Regions from separate parts of the Homo sapiens genome. Here region 2 is linked to region 1. Evidence: read pairs that join two places in POLR2A ChIA-PET (ENCODE). Cell type or tissue: CD4-positive, alpha-beta T cell. All regions are shown on one strand. Each heading gives the region's core, and the rest is flanking DNA. Links, peaks and the distances in the headings are about the cores only. Region 1 overlaps HMGN2 (high mobility group nucleosomal binding domain 2). Region 2 overlaps ARID1A (AT-rich interaction domain 1A).

Region 1 (8,688 bases), core at 530-8,529:
TGAAGAGGAGGGGATTGCAAAGGGGCTGGAGGAATGCCGTCTCAGAAACTAGAAGTTCTAGCCCAGGAAGAGGGCTAGAAAAGTTTTTAAAAGGAAATGCTTGGACTCCTACCTCACACACTATACAAAAATTAACTCAAAATAGATCAAAGACCTAAAGTGAAGAGCTAAAACTATTTAAAACTCTTGGAGAACATGGGTGTAAATCTTCATGACTGTGGACTAGGCAATGGTTTCTTAGATATAACACTAAAAGCACAAGTAACCAAAAATAAGTAAACAGGACTGCATCACAATTAAAAACTTGGTTTGTCAAAGGACAGTATTAAGAAAGTGAAGAAGGGCCGGGCGCAGTGGCTACTCCTGTAATCCCAGCGCTTAAGGAGGCTGAGGCAGGAGGATTGTTTGAGTTCAAGACCAGCCTAGGCGACATGGTTAAGACTCCGTCTCTACAAAAAATCTAAAAATTAGCTGGGCGTCATGACACATGTCTGTAATCCCAGCTATTCAGGAGGCTGAAGTGGGAGTATCACCTGAGCTCAGAGACTGAAGCTGCAGTGAGCAGTGTTCATGCCACTGAACTCCAGGCTGGGTGACAGAGCCGGACTCTTATCTCAAAAACAAAACAAAACAAAACACACACACACAGAATGAAGGGATTACGGATATTATAAGTATCTAATATGGAAACTATATAAAGAACTCAGGCTTGGTGTGGTGGCTCATGCCACTAATCCCCAGCACTTTGGGAGGCTAAGGAGGGCAGATCACTTGAGGCCAGGAGTTTGAGATCAGCCTGGCCAACATGGTGAAACCCCGTCTCTACTAAAAATACAAAAATTAGGCCAGGGTTGGTGGCTCATGCCTGTATCCCAGCACTTTGGGAGGCCGAGGTGGGCGGATCACCTGAAGTCAGGGGTTCAAGACCAGCCTGGTCAACATGGCGAAACCCCATCTCTACTAAAAAATACAAAAATTAGCTGGGTGTGGTGGCAGACACCTGTAATCCCAGCTACTCGGGAGGCTGAGGCAGGATAATTGCTTGAACCCAGGAGGCGGAGGTTACAGTGAGCTGAGATCGCACCACTGCACTCCAGCCTGGGTGACACGGGGGAGACTCCATCTCCAAAAAAAGGCTCGGTAGCTCAAGGCTGTAATCCCAGCACTTTGGGAGGTGGGCAGATTACCTAAGGTCAGGAGTTCAAGACCAGCCTGGCCAACATGGTGAAACCCTGGTCTCTACTAAAAATACAAAAATTAGCCGGGCATGGTGGCAGGCGCCTGTAATCCCAGCTACTTGGAAGGCTGAAACAGGAGAATCACTTGAACCTGGGAGGCGGAGGTTGCAGTAAGCTGAGATCCCGCTACTACACTCCAGCCTGGTGACAGAGCAAGACTTGGTCTCAAAAAAAATTATCTGGGCACGGTGGCGCACGCCTGTAATCCCAACTGCTCGGAAGACTGAGGCATAAGAATCTCTTGAACCCGGGAGGCGGAGTTTGCAATGAATGAAGATTGCACCACTGCACTCCAGCCTGGGGGACGGAGTTGAGATTCTGCCTCAAAAACCCCGCCCAAACAAAAAACTAGCTGGACATGGTGCTGTGTGCGCCTGTAGTCCTGGCTACAAGGGGGGATTGTTTGAGCCCAGATCAACACTGCAGTGAGCTGTGTTTGCACAACTACACTCCAGCCTGGGAGACACAGTTAGATCCTGTCTCAAAAATCAAAAACCAAAAACTACACACACACACACATATATATACATAAAGAACTCTGAGGCCAGGGGCAGGGGCTCACGCCTGTAATCACAGTACTTTGGGAGGCTGAGGTGGGCGGATCATCTGAGGTCAGAAGTTCAAGATCAGCCTGGCCAACATTGCAAAACCCTGTCTCTACTAAAAATACAAAAATTAGCCAGGCGTGGTTGTGCATTGCCTGTAATCCCAGCTACTTGGGAGGCTGAGGCATAAGAATCTCTTGAGCCTGAGAGGCAGAGGTTGCAGTGAGCCGAGATTGCACCATTGCACTCTAGCTTGGGGGACACAGCGAGACCGTCTGAAAATAAAAGAAAAGAAAGAATAGAAAAGGTGGCTCATGCCTGTAATCCCAGCATTTTGGAAGGCCGAGGCAGGCGGATCACCTGAGGTCAGGAGTTCGAGACCAGCCTGGCCAATATGGTGAATCCCCGTCTCTACTAAAAATAGAAAAAAATTAGCCGGGCACAGTTGTGGTCATCTGTAATCCCGGCTACTCTGGAGGCTGAGACAGGGAGAACTGCTTGAACCCAGGAGGCAGAGGATGCAGTGAGCTGAGATCATGCCACTGCACTCCAGCCTGGGTGACAGAGCAAGACTCACTCTAAAAAAAAAAAAAAAAAGAAAGAAAAGTAAGAGAAAAGAACTCTTACACTTCAACAATAAAAACAACCCACAAAGAATACTTTCCTGAGAAGCATGTTAAACACACACACACACTCCCTAATTATAACTTGGCAAAGGATGTGAATAGACACTTCTTTAAAAAAAGATGCACAGGCTGGGCACAGTGGCTCACACCTGTAATCCCAGCACTTTGGGATACTGAGGTGGGCAGATCACCTGAGGTCAGGAGTTCAAGACCAGCCTGGTGGCCAACATGGTGAAACCCCTCTCTATAAAAATACAAAAATTAGCTGGGCATGATGTTGGGTGCGTGTAATCCCAGCTACTCAGGAGGCTGAGGCAGGAGAATCACTTGAACCCGGGAGGCGGAGGTTGCAGTGAGCTGAGATCGCGCCATTGCACTCCAGCCTGGGCGAGAGAGCAAGACTGTCTCAAAAAAAAAAAAAAAAAAAAAAAAAGCCAGTACGGTGGCTCCCACTCATGCCTGTAATCCTAGCACTTTGGGAGGCCAAGGCAGGCGGATCACAACGACAAGGTCAGGAGTTCCAGACCAGCCTGGCCAATATGGTGAAACCCTGTCTCTACTAAAAATACAAAAATTAGCCAGGTGTGGTGGCGGGCACCTGTAGTCCCAGCTACTCGGGAGGCTGAGGCAGGAGAATCACTTGAATCCAGGAGGCAGAGGTTGCAGTGACCAGAGATTGCACCACTGCACTCCAGCCTGGGAGACAGAGCAAGACTCTGTCTCAAAAAATAAAAAATAATAAATAAATAAATGAGGCCAGGCATGGTGGCTCACACTTGTAACCCCAGCACTTTGGGAGGCCAAGGTGGGCAGATCACCTGAGGTCAGGAATTTGAGGCCAGTCTGGCCAACATGATGAAACCCTGTCTCTACTAAAAATACAAACAATTAGCCGGGTGTGGTGGTGGGCACACGTAATCCCAGCTACTCGGGAGGCTGAGGCAGCAGAATCGCCCAGGAGGGGGAGGCTGCAGTGAGCTGAGATCACGCCACTGCACTCCAGCCTGGGTGACAAAAGCAATACTGTCTTAAAAAGAAAGAAAAGGCCGGGCAAGGTGGCTCACACCTGTAACCCCAGTACTTTGGGAGGCCAAGGCAGGTGATCACCTGAGGTCGGGAGTTCAAGACCAGCCTGACCAACATGGAGAAACCCCGTCTCTACTAAAAATACAAAAAATTAGCCATGCATGGTGGCACATGCCTGTAATCCCAGCTACTTGGGAGGCTGAGGCAGAATAATTGCTTGAACCTGGGAGGAGGAGGTTGCAGTGAGCCGAGATCATGTGACTGCACTCCAGCCTGGGCAACGAGAGCGAAGTTCCGTCTCAAAAAAAGAAAGAAAGAAAGAAAAAAGTACGAGTTACCATATGACCCAGCAATTTCATTCCTAGGTATGTGCCCAAATGAGCTAAAAACATATGCCTACAAAAACTTCTATATGATATTTGTAGCAGCATTATTCACAATAGTCCCAAAGTGGAAATCACCCAAATGTACATCAACTGATGAGTAAATAAAATGTGACTTATCCAATGTGATATATCCATACAATGGAATGTTATTTGGCAGTACAAGTTATCAAATACATATGATACGGATGAACCTTGAAAACATGCTAAGTGAAAGAAACCAGTCGTGAAAAAACACAGATTGATTCCATTTAGATGAAATATCCAGAAAAGGTCTAGAGAGACAGAAAGTAATTAGTGATTGTCTAGGGATGGGGGAGGAAGAAATGGGGAGTTAACTGCTAATGGGCATGGAGCTTTTTGGGGGTGATGAAAATATTCAGAGGCTGGGCAGGGTAGTTCATGCCTATAATCCCAGAACTTTGGGAGGCCAAGGTGGGCAGATCACTTGAGGTCAGGAGTTCAAGACTCTAGCCTGGGCAACATGGCAAAACCCTGTCTCTACCAAAAACACAAAAAATTAGCCAGGCATGGTGTGTGCCTGTAGTCCTAGCTATTTGGGAGGCTGAGGTGGGAGCTTGAGCCTGGGAGGTAGATGCTGCGGTGAGCAATAAGCTGAGATCATACCACTGCAATCCAGCCTGGGTGACACAGTGAGACACCCCCATCTCAAAAAAAAAAAAAATATATATATATATATATATATATATATATATATATATATACACATATATTTATATATATATACACATATATTTATATATATATACACATATATTTATATATATATATATACACACACACACACGTATATATTCCAGAATTAGATAGTGGCAATAGTTGCACAATGTTGTGAATGTACTAAAACCACTGTAGTATATGCTTTAAAATTGTGAATTTTGGCTGGGTGTGGTGGCCAGCACTTTGGTAGGCCAGGGTGGGAGGACTGCTTTGTGCCCAGGAGTTGAATACCAGGCTGGGCAACACAAGACTCCATCTCTTAAAATAATGATATAGTGGTGACTTTTTTTTTCCCCAAGAGCGTTAAGTATATTTATTTTTTAAATTTTATTATTATTATACTTTAAGTTTTAGGGTACATGTGCACAACGTGCAGGTTACATACGTATACATGTGCCATGTTGGTGTGCTGCACCCATTAACTCGTCATTTAGCATTACGTATATCTCCTAATGCTATCCCTCCCCCCAAAGTGGTGACTTTTAATGGTATATGATTATTTCTCAATTTAAAGAAGGGGAGGGGTAATTCTCAGCAGTGTTAACTGCTGCAATGAATCAGGCCAGGCCTGAAGAGACCGTGCAGCAGGCTGTCCACACAACAGCCATTTTCCTCTATCATCATCCCTCCTCTATTGAATTCCAACAATTCTGACTGGTCTAGGCAGATTCTGTGGTTTCATTCCTCTTGCTATGATTGGTTTAGGAGTGGAGAGGCAATCCAGATCTGCCCAGTGAAACACAGGCTGCTGGGGTGCTTGTAGGAAATATTTCATTCTTCTTAAATGCAGGGAAAAAAGGAGCAGTCCTCCAGCCTCTTGCCATTGGTATGGCAAATTACGATGTCTGGAGCAACTGCCTTGAAGGTGAGGTGGCTGGAGAACATGTTGAGGGCGGCAGAGCAGAAAGACAGGAAGCCCACCTGGGTCCTCACAACTGCCCGACCTCGGGACTTGTATCAGATGAATCCTCTAGTTTGTGCCATTTATGTTACTTTTTTTTTTTTTTTACTTAGAGCCCAAGCATCTGGTGACTTTTCCCGAGATCTTAAGAATGGGCCTGGAGACAGGGCTGGCACTGAGCATGCTACCATGGCTGTCTTAGTGAATGGTCCTTACCACGTTTTGATGTCTGGTTTGGTTTTAGGCCCAGCTACTTTCATGGTCCAGAGCCAGTCAAATCAGTATTTTCCAGGAAGGAAAAAAAGAAAAAAACTCGAAAAAGTTCAAGCTTACCCTACTCATCCTAATTATATGGCAACAAGAAGAGGGCCAGAAAATAAGTAAAAACAGACTATCAAGTTTAACCTCAGCCAGTCGCTTCACATCTGAGCCTCACTCTCGACTACAAAATGGGGCTACACCTGTATCTCATAGGTCTGACTCAAAGATTAAAGAGCATGAGGCAGAGCTGTTAGCATAGCCCAGGGCTTAGCAGACTTGCCACTAACAAAGAACCTCAGCTGTAACTTTCTCAAATTCTGCAACCTCTGCTCAAATACCAGCCCACTACCCCTGACCATTCTAAGATGTCTCTTAAGTTTCCTCTGGAAGAGGACACCGCTTTTAGAATAAAAATTACCCGTCTACAACCTAGAATGAATGACTTCAGCAATAATGAAAGTAAATGGCTGGTAACTGGCTAAATGGACAAATGGTATTTTATCCTGAATAAAAGTCTGTCAGAGATGACTTTTGTCTAGTTGAGGGTCTGAATCCTGACTCTGCTGCTCATTAAATGTACACATAACCTTCAACAAGTTTCATCTGTGCCTGATTCCTCATCCATGAGTGTGATACATATATTACACAAACATCTCAACACTTGAGAGATAATACACAAAAAACCTCAAGAACTTAACAGCGATACTTTTTTGACTAAGGGAATGGACAAAGCAATTAGTCTCCAATTTACTTTATTCCTGTCCAACAATACAGCCAGGTCTGTGAAAGCAAATTCAAGGTGCAAACATGAATTTGTTACCAGTTCCATATTCTAACAAATAACTTCTTGCCATTTCACTTAGAGAAACGTGGGGTTCTCTGCATCTCCAAACTAAAGGAATCAGGAAAGACCCCATTGTCTTTGTTTGCAGGTCTACTTAGGAGCAAAGTGTCATCTACCTTACAAATGGACAACTGTGTACACATTCACAGAGACACTCTCTGACATGAGTCTATTAATTTGCTAATTTTATAGAAGTTGCAAATGCAGATGGAAGTAGAGAGGCTCCTGTCAGCTACCCAGCCAAAACCGCAGATCTACCAAAAATCTGCATTTAATACACTTCATGTATTCGGAGTCATGCAAAAAACAAACACTGCAGGGAATGCTGCATAACCAAGTACAGAAATCACTCCATACTCCCAGCCTTTCACCATCAGCTAAGTCTACTCCTGGAATCCTTCCTAACTGCACCTAGCACTGTGTGTTTTGGAAGCTGACTATAAATCAGTGAAAGATCATCATTAGACTGTACATGGAGTACCTCAAAGCAGAACGTACCCTGTTCCAAGAGACTTGGATAAACCAGGTTACCCCACTTGTGGGAAAAGATCAGAGGCAGCATTCCAAGCCAAACTGTATCCAGCTTTATTAAAGATACTTTCCATAAACAATCATGGTATTTCAGGCAGGACATGGGCAGACAATCGTTAACAGTATACAACAACTTTCAAACTCCCTTCTTCAATGGACTACCAAAAATCAGAAAGCCACTATAAAACCCAATGAAGTCTTCATCTGATGCTCTGAACAGGGAAAGTTTAGAGTGAGGGTTGACATTTCACATTTAGCATGTTGTTTAACAACTTTTCACAAGCCGACCCTGACTTTCAGGAAGTGAAATGAAAATGGCAGAATTTATCTGAAGATCCACAATCTAGAAATGGAACCACTGCTCTTTTGACAGGTGCCATCTCAGTGGCATCACTGGAAAGTCCAGATTGCCTGACACACTGGTAACCAATGACTAGGGGTCAGGTCTCAACAGATGTCTGGGCTTAAGGGAGTTAAGTCTATGCTGAACGATGGAAAGGGAGAAGAGGACATAAAAACAAATTTGTTTTTCTATACCACAAGGCTTTTGTGCCAAGGTGGCCATGTGTGTCAAAGTCAGGGAATCCCTCCTCCTGGGAGCCAAGAGGAAGTCTCTCAAAACTAGAAGGGAAAGGTGTTTTCTCCACATCAATCCAGCTTTGGAGACATTCTATTAGTGACATATGCCCCTTCCCCCAAAAACAACAATGAAGTGTTCTGTGTGCTAACAACATAGCTTTTAAAAAAAAAAAAAAAGTAAAACAAAATTCTGCATTTTTATAAAACTTGATAAAAAATAGTATTTCAAACTGTACAGTCACCAGAAGTACACAGTTATCAAAAATGCACACACTTCACTTGGCATCTCCAGCACCTTCAGCTTTCTGTGCCTAAAAGAAAACAGACAAATTAATGCAATGCGTAGATTTCAAAACTATCTGTGTTCACATTCCACCTACAGCATCACTTTGCTCCCAGGCCAAAGTTCAGGTTTCAGGTACTGAGACTCAGTATTTCTTCTGAGAATGACTTACTAGGTAACTTTGCTAAGTCACCTCTCCTCTGGGCCTCACTGTAAAATTGAGGTAGGAAGAACACCAGAATAAGAGACCTGAGGTTACTCCTAGCTTGAAAACTTCATGTAGTATAAAACACAATGCCCTTCAGCTGACAGTAGAGATTTCAAGAATCCAGGATTTAAGTTAACAGGAAAGCCACAAGCACACTGGACCAAATGGTACATTTGGAGTGATACAAGAAAAGGGCAATTAAATTTTTGATATCAGCAACTAACTGAATGAACAAATCTAACAAAGGGTGAAACAGCAGTTATACCTGGTCTGTTTTGGCATCTCCATTTTCTGCAGGGTTATTCCCCTCCTTGCCAGCATCAGCTTTTCCCTTTTTCCCTTTGGGTACCTTCTCTCCCTTCTGAAAAAGGGGAAAAAATAGAACTGTTTCTCCCCATTTCGTATTACCAAGGTATGGTCTGCAAAGTTCTGCACAAGGTAGGATTGTTTACTCAAGATAAAACACAAACCCTCACCCATTTGACAAGAACAACTGATCAAAACTAGGCTAAATTATCTGTA
Region 2 (8,688 bases), core at 448-8,447, 250 kb before region 1:
TTTTTCTTTTTTTTTTTTTGAGACGGAGTTTCGCTCTTGTAGCCCAGGCTGGAGTGTAATGGCACCATCTTGGCTCACCGCAACCTCTGCCTCCCAGGTTCAAGCGATTCTCCTGCCTCAGCCTCCCTAGTAGCTGGGATTACAGGCGTGTGCCACCATGCCCAGCTAATTTTGTATTTTTAGTAGAGATGGTGTTTCTTCATGTTGGTCAGGCTGGTCTCAAACTCTCGACCTCAGGTGATCCGCCCACCTCAGCCTCCCAAAGTGCCGGGATTACAAGCGTGAGGCACCGTGCTCGGGCCTGGGCATTAATTTTTAAAGATAATACACTCCCCTGGGTAATTCTAACATGCAGACACAGTAGAGAACCACTGGTCTTGGGCATCACATGATAGGTACTGGGGGCACAGAGGTCAATAACACAGTGCCTGCCTTCCAGGAACTTACCATTTAAGTAAGTAGAGTCAGGCCAGGCAAGGTGGTGCATGCCTATAATCCCACCACTTTGGGAAGCCAAGGCGGGCAGACTGCTTGAGCTCAGGAATTCGAGACCAGCCTGGGCAACATCGTGAAACCCCATCTCTACTAAAAAGTCCAAAAATTAGCTGGGCATGTTGACTCACACCTGTAGTCCCAGCTACTCAGGAGGCTGAGGTGGGAGGATCACCTGAACCTGGGGAGGTGGAGACTGCAGTGAGCCGAGAATAAACCACTACACTCCAGCCTGGGTGACAGAGAGACCCCCATCTCAAAACAAACAAACAAAAAAAAAGCAAGCACAGGTAGAGGGCATTGGCAAAATGCTCTGTCAAATACAGGATGGTGCTTACCAAGAGGGATAAGTGATCCCAGAGAGCTATATAAAGTTTTACCTGTGTTAGCAAGGCTTGATTTCTACAGATGGGTACTCAGGTACTGAACTGTTCTTTATAGTTTTTGTAGGCCTTATATATTGTGCAGGGTTTTTTTTTTTTTTTTTTTTGAGACAGAATTTCACTCTTGTTGCCCAGGCTGGAGTGCAATGGCGTGATCTTGGCTCACTGCAACCTCTGCCTCCTGGATTGAAGCAATTCTCCTGCCTCAGCCTCCCGAGTAGATGGGATTACAGGTATGCACCACCACGCCTGGCTAATTTTGTATTTTTAGTAGAGACGGGGTTTCTCCGTGTTGGTCAGGCTGGTCTCAAACTCCAGACCTCAGGCGATTTGCCCGCCTCGGCCTCCTGAGCCACTGTGCCCTTTTTTTTTTTTTTTTTTGAGACAGAGTCTCTCTCTGTCACTCAGGCTGGAATGCAGTGGCACAATCTTGGCTCACTGCAATCTCCGCCTCCCGGGTTCAAGCAATTCTCCTGCCTCAGCCTCCTGAGTAGCTGGGACTACAGGTGCCCGCCACCACGCCCAGCTAATTTTTGTATTTTTTAGTAGAGACAGGGTTTCACCATATTGGCCAGGCTGGTCTCGAACTCCTGACCTTGTGATCCGCCAGCCTCGGCCTCCCAAAGTGCTGGGATTACAGGTGTGAGCCACCGCGCCCAGCTATACTTTTTTTTTTTTTTTTTTTTTGAGATGGAGTTCACTGTCAACTAGGCTGGAGTGCAGTGGTGTGATCTCGGCTCAATGCAACCTCTGCCTCCCAGGTTCTAAAGTGATTCTCTTGCCTCTGCCTCCCAAATAGCTGGGACTACAGGTACCCACTGCCATGCCTGGCTAATTTTTTATATTTTTAGTAGAGACGGGGTTTCACCATGGTTGCCAGGATGGTCTCGATCTCCTGACCTCGTGATCTGCCCGCCTTGGCCTCCCAAAGTGCTGGGATTACAGGCGTGAGCCACCACGCCCGGCCTTTTTTTTAAAGGTAAAATAACAATGGCCTTTAGTCAATGAAGTCATCATAGAAGTTATTTAAGGTGCGTCTTGAAGCTTGATTAGGTAGTAGTTTTCTGAAGGAACAATCTTTAAGATATAGTCTGAAAGATGAACAGGAGGAGTTGAGGGGAAAAGTATGAGGCAAAGGGAAGGGTGTGTGCAAAGGTCTGAAAGCAAAAAATAGCATATGGTGCCTTAGAGAAACTGAAAGAAAGCCAAGAGCAAGGCAGAGAAAAAAGAATAAAGTAGAGGTTCTCAAAGTGCCATCCCTGGTCTAGCAGCAACAGAATCACAGAGGAACTTGTTAGAAATGCACATTCTTGGGCCCCACTCCAGACCTACTGAATGAGAAAGACACAGGGGATGGGAGCTGAGAGGGAACAGCAATCTGTGTTTCTGATGTCTAACATTAAAGATTCTGGATTTCAGGCCGGGTGAGGTGGCTCACGCCTATAATCCCAGCACCTTGGGAGGCCAAGGCAGGTGGATCACCTGAGATCAGGAGTTTGAGATCAGCCTGGCCAACCTGGTGAAACCCGTCTCTACTAAAAATACAAAAATTACGTGGGCGTGGTAGAGGGCGCCTGTAATCCCAGCTACTCGGGAGGCTGAGGCAGGAGAATCACTTCAACCTGGGAGGCTGAGGTTGCAGTGAGCTGAGATCGTGCCATTGCACTCCAGCCTGGGCAACAGAGTGAGACTCAGTATCCAAAAATAAATAAATAAATTAGTTGGGCGTAGTGGCGAGCACCTGTAAACCCAGCTACTCGGGAGACTGAGGCAGAAGAATCACTTGAACCCAGGAGGTGGAGGCTGCAGTGAACCAAGATCGTGCCATTGCACTCCAGCCTGGGCAACAAGAGTGTGAAACTCTCTCTCCCCCCAAAAAAAAAAAAAAAAAAATTCTGGATTTTATTCTAAGATTAACAAAAAAATAATTGAGAGGTTTAAATATAGGGATAACATGATCAGGATAATAGCACCCAAATGGCTTGGCATCAATAACTGAGCACAGACTCCTCAAAATTTAATTTTTGTAATATTCAAGGGTCACAATCATAATGCCTTTAGGGCCAGGAAGGTAACGTGAATGAGTAAGGAGAGCAATGTGAAATCTGAGGGGCTGCTCTCCAGCCAGCCTGGAATCTGCTCTGGTGCCAATAGGTACCTCATAAACATTTGTTTAGTGAAGCAATGCACTGGCAAACCTAGGGATCCTTTAACACGACTGGTTAAGAAAGGAGAGGGCTCTTGTAGGGAATCCAACTTGTCATTTCTTCAGATGGGGCTGCTTCCTAGCCTGCGTAGGCAAATCTGGCATCAAACCAAAATTTCAAAGAATAACCACTTTTTGATGCCTGCCCAAGTAGCAAAGGGATAAAAAGCAATTCAAAAAACAAGATGCCAATAACCCAGCCAGCTTACCTCCCACATGGAGCTTCTACCACTGAGCAAATGACCCATTTGGATGAATCTTTAGAAAAAGCCCAAACGTGGGAATGTTCCTTGTGATAGCCTTCCCAGGAACAACCATCCCCTGGGCCTAAAAGGCTGCCAACACCTTCACCTTCACTTCAGTGGGTCAGATAAGAAGTTCTTAAGATTCCCAACCCTTACAAGGCATGTAGCATCTCTGGATACAAGCCTTCTCAGGACCAAAAAAAAAAAAAAAAAAAGAAGCCAAATACAGATCTATCAAAAGGTCACCAGAAGCAAGCAAAAACTTTTTGGAATGAAGCAACTTACAGCACTGACAGAAATCCACCGATTTGGGTTCTTGACACAATAGCACCTCACCCAGATTTAGCCACAGACCACAGATGATGAGGGAGTGGTTACACATTCTGACTGAATCAGGTTAAAAAGCACATTCCAATGAAGTTCAGGATGCAGAAAAGGATTGCAACAGACACTAATGAGAAGGGAACAAAGAGTGATCACTTTATTAAGGCACTTCCTTCCCCCAATTCCTCAGTTGAGAAAGTCAACAATCTCAGACGTCCTATCTGCATTCTGGCCTCAGAAGCCTGAACACCAGGTACTAAGGGACTCTGCAGACCTTGCCCTATTGAGGTGTCTCAGAGACCTTCAGGGGAATCCATGGGAGGCTTCATGATGAAGAGAGTTCCCGCCTTCTGCCTATTTCTTAGAGATCCTGAAACCATTTCTCTCAGGTCAGAATAAATGAAGACACAGGCTTTACATCCAAGTAGAGTCAAAATTCCAAAAGATTCTTATCTGGGTATGTGGCTGAATTTCCATTTCCTAACTGAAGCAGGATTTGTCATGGTGGGTTTGCTACCCACCATCTTACTAGATGACTAGATTTCAGAGTAGCCTATTTTATTTCTGTGCCCAGCAGATTAACTTTCAGAGGCTGAGTAACTTGCCCACAGAGCTAAGACTAACAGTAAAGGTTCCTACAACCACCTAGTATGGTGTTAACTGCCTTTCAGGTATAAAGCACAGTCCCAATGCCCTCTGAGGCGATGATTACAAAGGCTGACATTTATGGAGTGCCTACAATGTGCAGTGCTCGTGTGCACTCTCTAGTAACCTATTTAATGTTCACCACCACCCCTATGAAACAGAGTTGGTGGCAGAAGCTAGAGCCAGGAACTCTGGCTCTAGAGCCCAAGTTCTTAATCACTAGACTATACTGCCTGTCTCAGGATATGGTCAGTCCATCCCATAAATAAGTACCTGATTCCATAACTTAAGCACCTGGGCATCAAGTACTCTACCAAAAATAAAAAAAAAAAGTATTCACACAAAATCACCACCAGAAAAACTGCTTTTGCTCCAGCCACGCTCAATGTGACAATGCATGCTGAATTGCTCCAGGATCCTACCTTGTAGCTAAACATTAAGCCAAAAACCTAAAAATTAAGCCTGTAAGAGTAAAGTCAAGAAACTGATATTTTTCTCAACTTTGATGGAGAGCAGACAGTGCTTCTGATATCTCCATCTTCTCTGCCCCTCATGTGGGTCCATGTCTAAAAGCACAAGACTTAAAAAGACAAAAACAAACTAAACAGATCACAAACCTATTCCCTGGGCAGGGAGACAGAACAGACATCTACAAGTCAGCCTTTAAGTTCCTTGAATTCAAGAAATAACTTATTCATTTAGGTCAAAATTAGCTAAACTTCCAACCAGAAACTAACTAGTTTGCATTGGTTTCCTCTCTGCCCCTATCACCTTTCAGAAGGTGCAGAAATACTCACAGGCAAGCTGGAGGGTCTTGACTGAAGGCTCAGGTTCATATCTTCTTGCCCTCCCTTACTGGAGGTCATTGAGGGGGCTGAGGATGCCTGAGACCCAAATGAATCTTGAGATAGCTCCTACAACAAGAAAAACAAAAGCTGTGATGGCCTGGTATTGATAAACCAGGCAGGCTTACTTCACTGTGAAAGGGTTATGGGACTGTCTCTCATGAGTGTGAGAGAAAGTCCAGTTGCGAAAAGTATTATGTGAAGGCCAGAAAAATCCAAGCTGTGACTGGTAAGAATGTCAACAGTGGACTCTTTCTGACAGAATTGTCACCCATTTATTGCTGCCTACAGAGGGCTGTTTCTTGGGGTTAAATGCTAATGTCTGGCCAACTTCAAGTTAAATCTATCAAGGAATGAGACCAATGAAACCACAAAAAAATCATGCTAGAACCTCTGCATTAAAATGAGTACTGCTTCATTCAAAGACATCACCTTGGGATGAGATATTTATTCCAACAGTGCCACCAATACATAAACTTTTTAGTGGACCTGTCATCACTCAGTCATCTCTTTTCTTTGGGCTCTACAAAAATAAAGCCCCAAATGCTATTTTAGGCTCTATTACCTACATCTTGTTCACCAGACATAACTCCAAATGAATTTTTGCTATTTCCCCAAACAAAATCCACCCACAAAAAATAAGATTTGCCACCACTGAGAGTATTCTAAAGAATGTGGTATCAGCTCTGGTGGCAATTCCAAATGAAGGGATCCAAGTATTTTGAGCGATAGCAGAATGGAATGGCAGTTGGAGTGAATGTACAGTACTGCCTCTCAAAGTGACTGTTTTGAAAAAAGACCAACTCACTTAGATGCTGAAGTTCTGATGTTGATTTACAAAATAAAATAAAATAAAATAAAATAAAAAAACCAGTCCCATTATCTTTAATTTCTTATCCATCTATGCAACTTTCCATTGCCCTATTTCTTCATCATTAAGGAGAGCTACAGGTCTTTATGCAGTTAAGGAGGTTATGCCTTTATTAGTTCAATCAATCCAGTTATCATGTTTACCCAGAGTTTAATTGGTCTTTAAGTGCACGTTAGAGAACCACTCTGTACAGCAAAGTTCTCATGACACTAACCCCCAAGCTGTCTGTAGTCACACACAGGGAAGGGCAGGAGGCAGGGATATCTTACCTGCGGTGGAGGGAAGCGCTGCTGGGAATAGGCAGTTTGCTGGGACTGCTGAGACTGGGGCTGAGGATACGCAGCCTGCTGGGAGAGCGTCGAGGGTGCTGGCTGCTGAGGTTGCTGCTGCTGGTAAGGAGACTGAGCCTGTGGCTGTGAGTAGGGGGGCTGGCTCTGGGGGTGCTGCTGTGTCGTCGACTGCTGGGAGGGGTATGGAGCCGGGGACTGCTGATGTGGAGGCTGGGATGGCTGCTGGGAGTATGGAGGCTGAGAGGACTGGAGCTGTGGTGGTTGAGACTGTGGCTGCTGCTGATACGAAGGTTGGGCATGAGGGGTCTGGGACGGTGGTTGCTGGGAGTAGGGTGGCTGCTGCTGCTGAGGGTGAGGACTTTGCTGGTTGTAATATGGAGTCTGGCCCTGTTGACCATACCCGCTGGGGCCTTGTTGTCCATAAGGAGGAATCTGTAGGAAAGGAAAATATACTTTTAGCACTGACTCTCCTGCATGAGGAAAGATGAAGTGTTTTGTGAGAAGCTATGCACTGATGATGAGTATAGAAAGCAAGCATGCAAGGCCTCATACTTAGGAGGCCCAGGGTTTTTCTCTCACCCTGCCTAAACTGAGCCAGGAAGGACGGCCAAGCTGGGTTTTTAGGTGGTTTGTTTACAAGTGGACTACATTTATCCACTGAAAATTTACACTATTTACTATTTGGGCAACATAAGTTTGAGAGCAGCTGTTTCTACCAGTGAGCCTAACTCTTTTTATCACGGCCTAGACTGTTTTTATAAGTGTTAGGAATCTGTACCCTAACCACAATGAATAGTCAATAGCAGCCTGGCTCAACCAACTGAAAACCTAAGGTTTAGTAATTCAGACAGTGTGAAAATCACTAAGCTACTTTGGTTCTCTCTTTCATTTAGTTTTCATTCAAAAAAAATATTTGACAGCCTACTCAATTACTTGTACCAGGCACTATTTTAGGCACTGGGGATATATTTAGTAAGCAGGCAAAAAAATAAAAAAAATAAATAAAATTACCTCATCTCTCCTCTATTGGAAAAAAGAGACAATTTTCTATATTAAAGGCGTACTTTGCTTTAAAGTCTTAGAAGTAAAATTTGTTTTATATTCTCTCCCTATTTTCAGTATGAGTATCACTCAAAGATAAATGATAGAAAACTTTGTCAATACAAAAATGACAATAAAGAGATAATGATGTGAATGGTTCGACAAAAAGAGATGGATAAGGGGAAATCTTAACATTTGTATCAATGCTGTTAACATCTTTTCTGTTTAATCTTCCCCTTTTCTTCTACTCCCAGTCACATTCATTTTGAACCAGAAGGCAGATATGTTAAAGGTATTCAGAAGCATAAAGGGCCTCTTCCGTCACCAGGGCACATGATATGAATGGTTTTCCTAATAGTAGCAGTGCCTACATGTTCAGCCACTGCCTTTCATCCCATCTCATTCAGAGATGACCACTCACTAGGTATAAGCTGGCCAGTCAGGTCAAGAGAAAAAGAGATACGTACCTGTGACCAGGGAGTAAGTAGTTTTCCTTGGAGCACACATGGAACGGTGCCTATAGCTTTGGCTTTGTTAGTAGCACTCTGTAATTAACTGAGCCAACAGGTCTACATTCCTGTCAAGAGGCTTGGAAGCCAAGGATACATTCTGATTCTATAGCTCACAGATCAGATTTTGGACAGCAACAAGGGTCAAGGTAATCACAATCACCATCTACCTGCTGTGTATAAGAGAGGCCGCCCATGGCACTCTGCGCCCGGCCCTGCATGGTCATCGGGTACCGCTGCGGGGTCTGGGACCCGTATGGCTGCCCTGGGTACCCATGTCCTTGCTGCGGTCCTGACGGAGGTCCCTGTTGCTGCGAGTATGGGTTAGTCCCGCCATATGGCTGAGGTCTCATCTTGCCCATCTGATCCATTGGACTGGATGGCTACAAAATAAAGAGCATTTCATTAACCTGAGCTTTGATGGCCTCTGGCCACTGAATATATAACCCAAGTACACAGGTTTTTTTAGTCTGTATGCTATAAAGAAATACAGTTACTTTGAAAGAGCAATGAGACCAACCTAGTAACCTTTAAGTCAACTGACCCGCCTCAGAACCCTAATTTTGTCATTTGAAAAATGAAAATACCACCTATTTGTGAAAACACCTTGTAAGCTAAAAACTACTTTGTAACTGTGGTACTGCTTGAGATCCAAGGGACAGGCCGGGTATAAACAAAGGCCCTTCAGTTGGTAGAGGACGGTGCTGCTATGCACTGCCATCACCTTGTTACACACCAAAATTGATGCTTCAATACCATGACGGGGAATTCAAATACACAAACATCTAGATGTTTCTATTCTTCCAATAGTGGAAACTCCCCTTACACATCTATAGC

Evidence for each region. Peaks named below come from ENCODE experiments on the same cell type or tissue, not always from the same donor. Only the 100,000 strongest peaks of a DNase experiment are listed, where the experiment ranks them.
Region 2: POLR2A ChIA-PET joins it to region 1 with 5 read pairs; 5 of 35 experiments call an interaction of 5 or more read pairs at or near these places.

The regions. Positions count from the first base shown.
Region 1 is chr1:26,474,411-26,483,098 of GRCh38, reverse strand. It overlaps HMGN2 (high mobility group nucleosomal binding domain 2), which reads right to left. Exons shown (of 6, transcript NM_005517.4): 5 at 8,432-8,527; 6 at 6,457-7,986. The coding sequence ends at 7,951. Among named protein-coding and RNA genes, the nearest start is that of HMGN2, 6.3 kb to the right of the region's middle. RefSeq lists a silencer at 3,955-4,155. In CD4-positive, alpha-beta T cell, for the core only: no CTCF peak of the experiment used is centred there; no DNase peak of the experiment used is centred there.
Region 2 is chr1:26,729,197-26,737,884 of GRCh38, reverse strand. ARID1A (AT-rich interaction domain 1A) reads right to left here. Exons shown (of 20, transcript NM_006015.6): 2 at 8,022-8,234; 3 at 6,281-6,733; 4 at 5,093-5,209. Among named protein-coding and RNA genes, the nearest start is that of ARID1A, 38 kb to the right of the region's middle. RefSeq lists an enhancer at 5,904-6,433. In CD4-positive, alpha-beta T cell, for the core only: no CTCF peak of the experiment used is centred there; a DNase peak (open chromatin) is centred at 3,654; H3K27ac peaks cover 1,003 bases.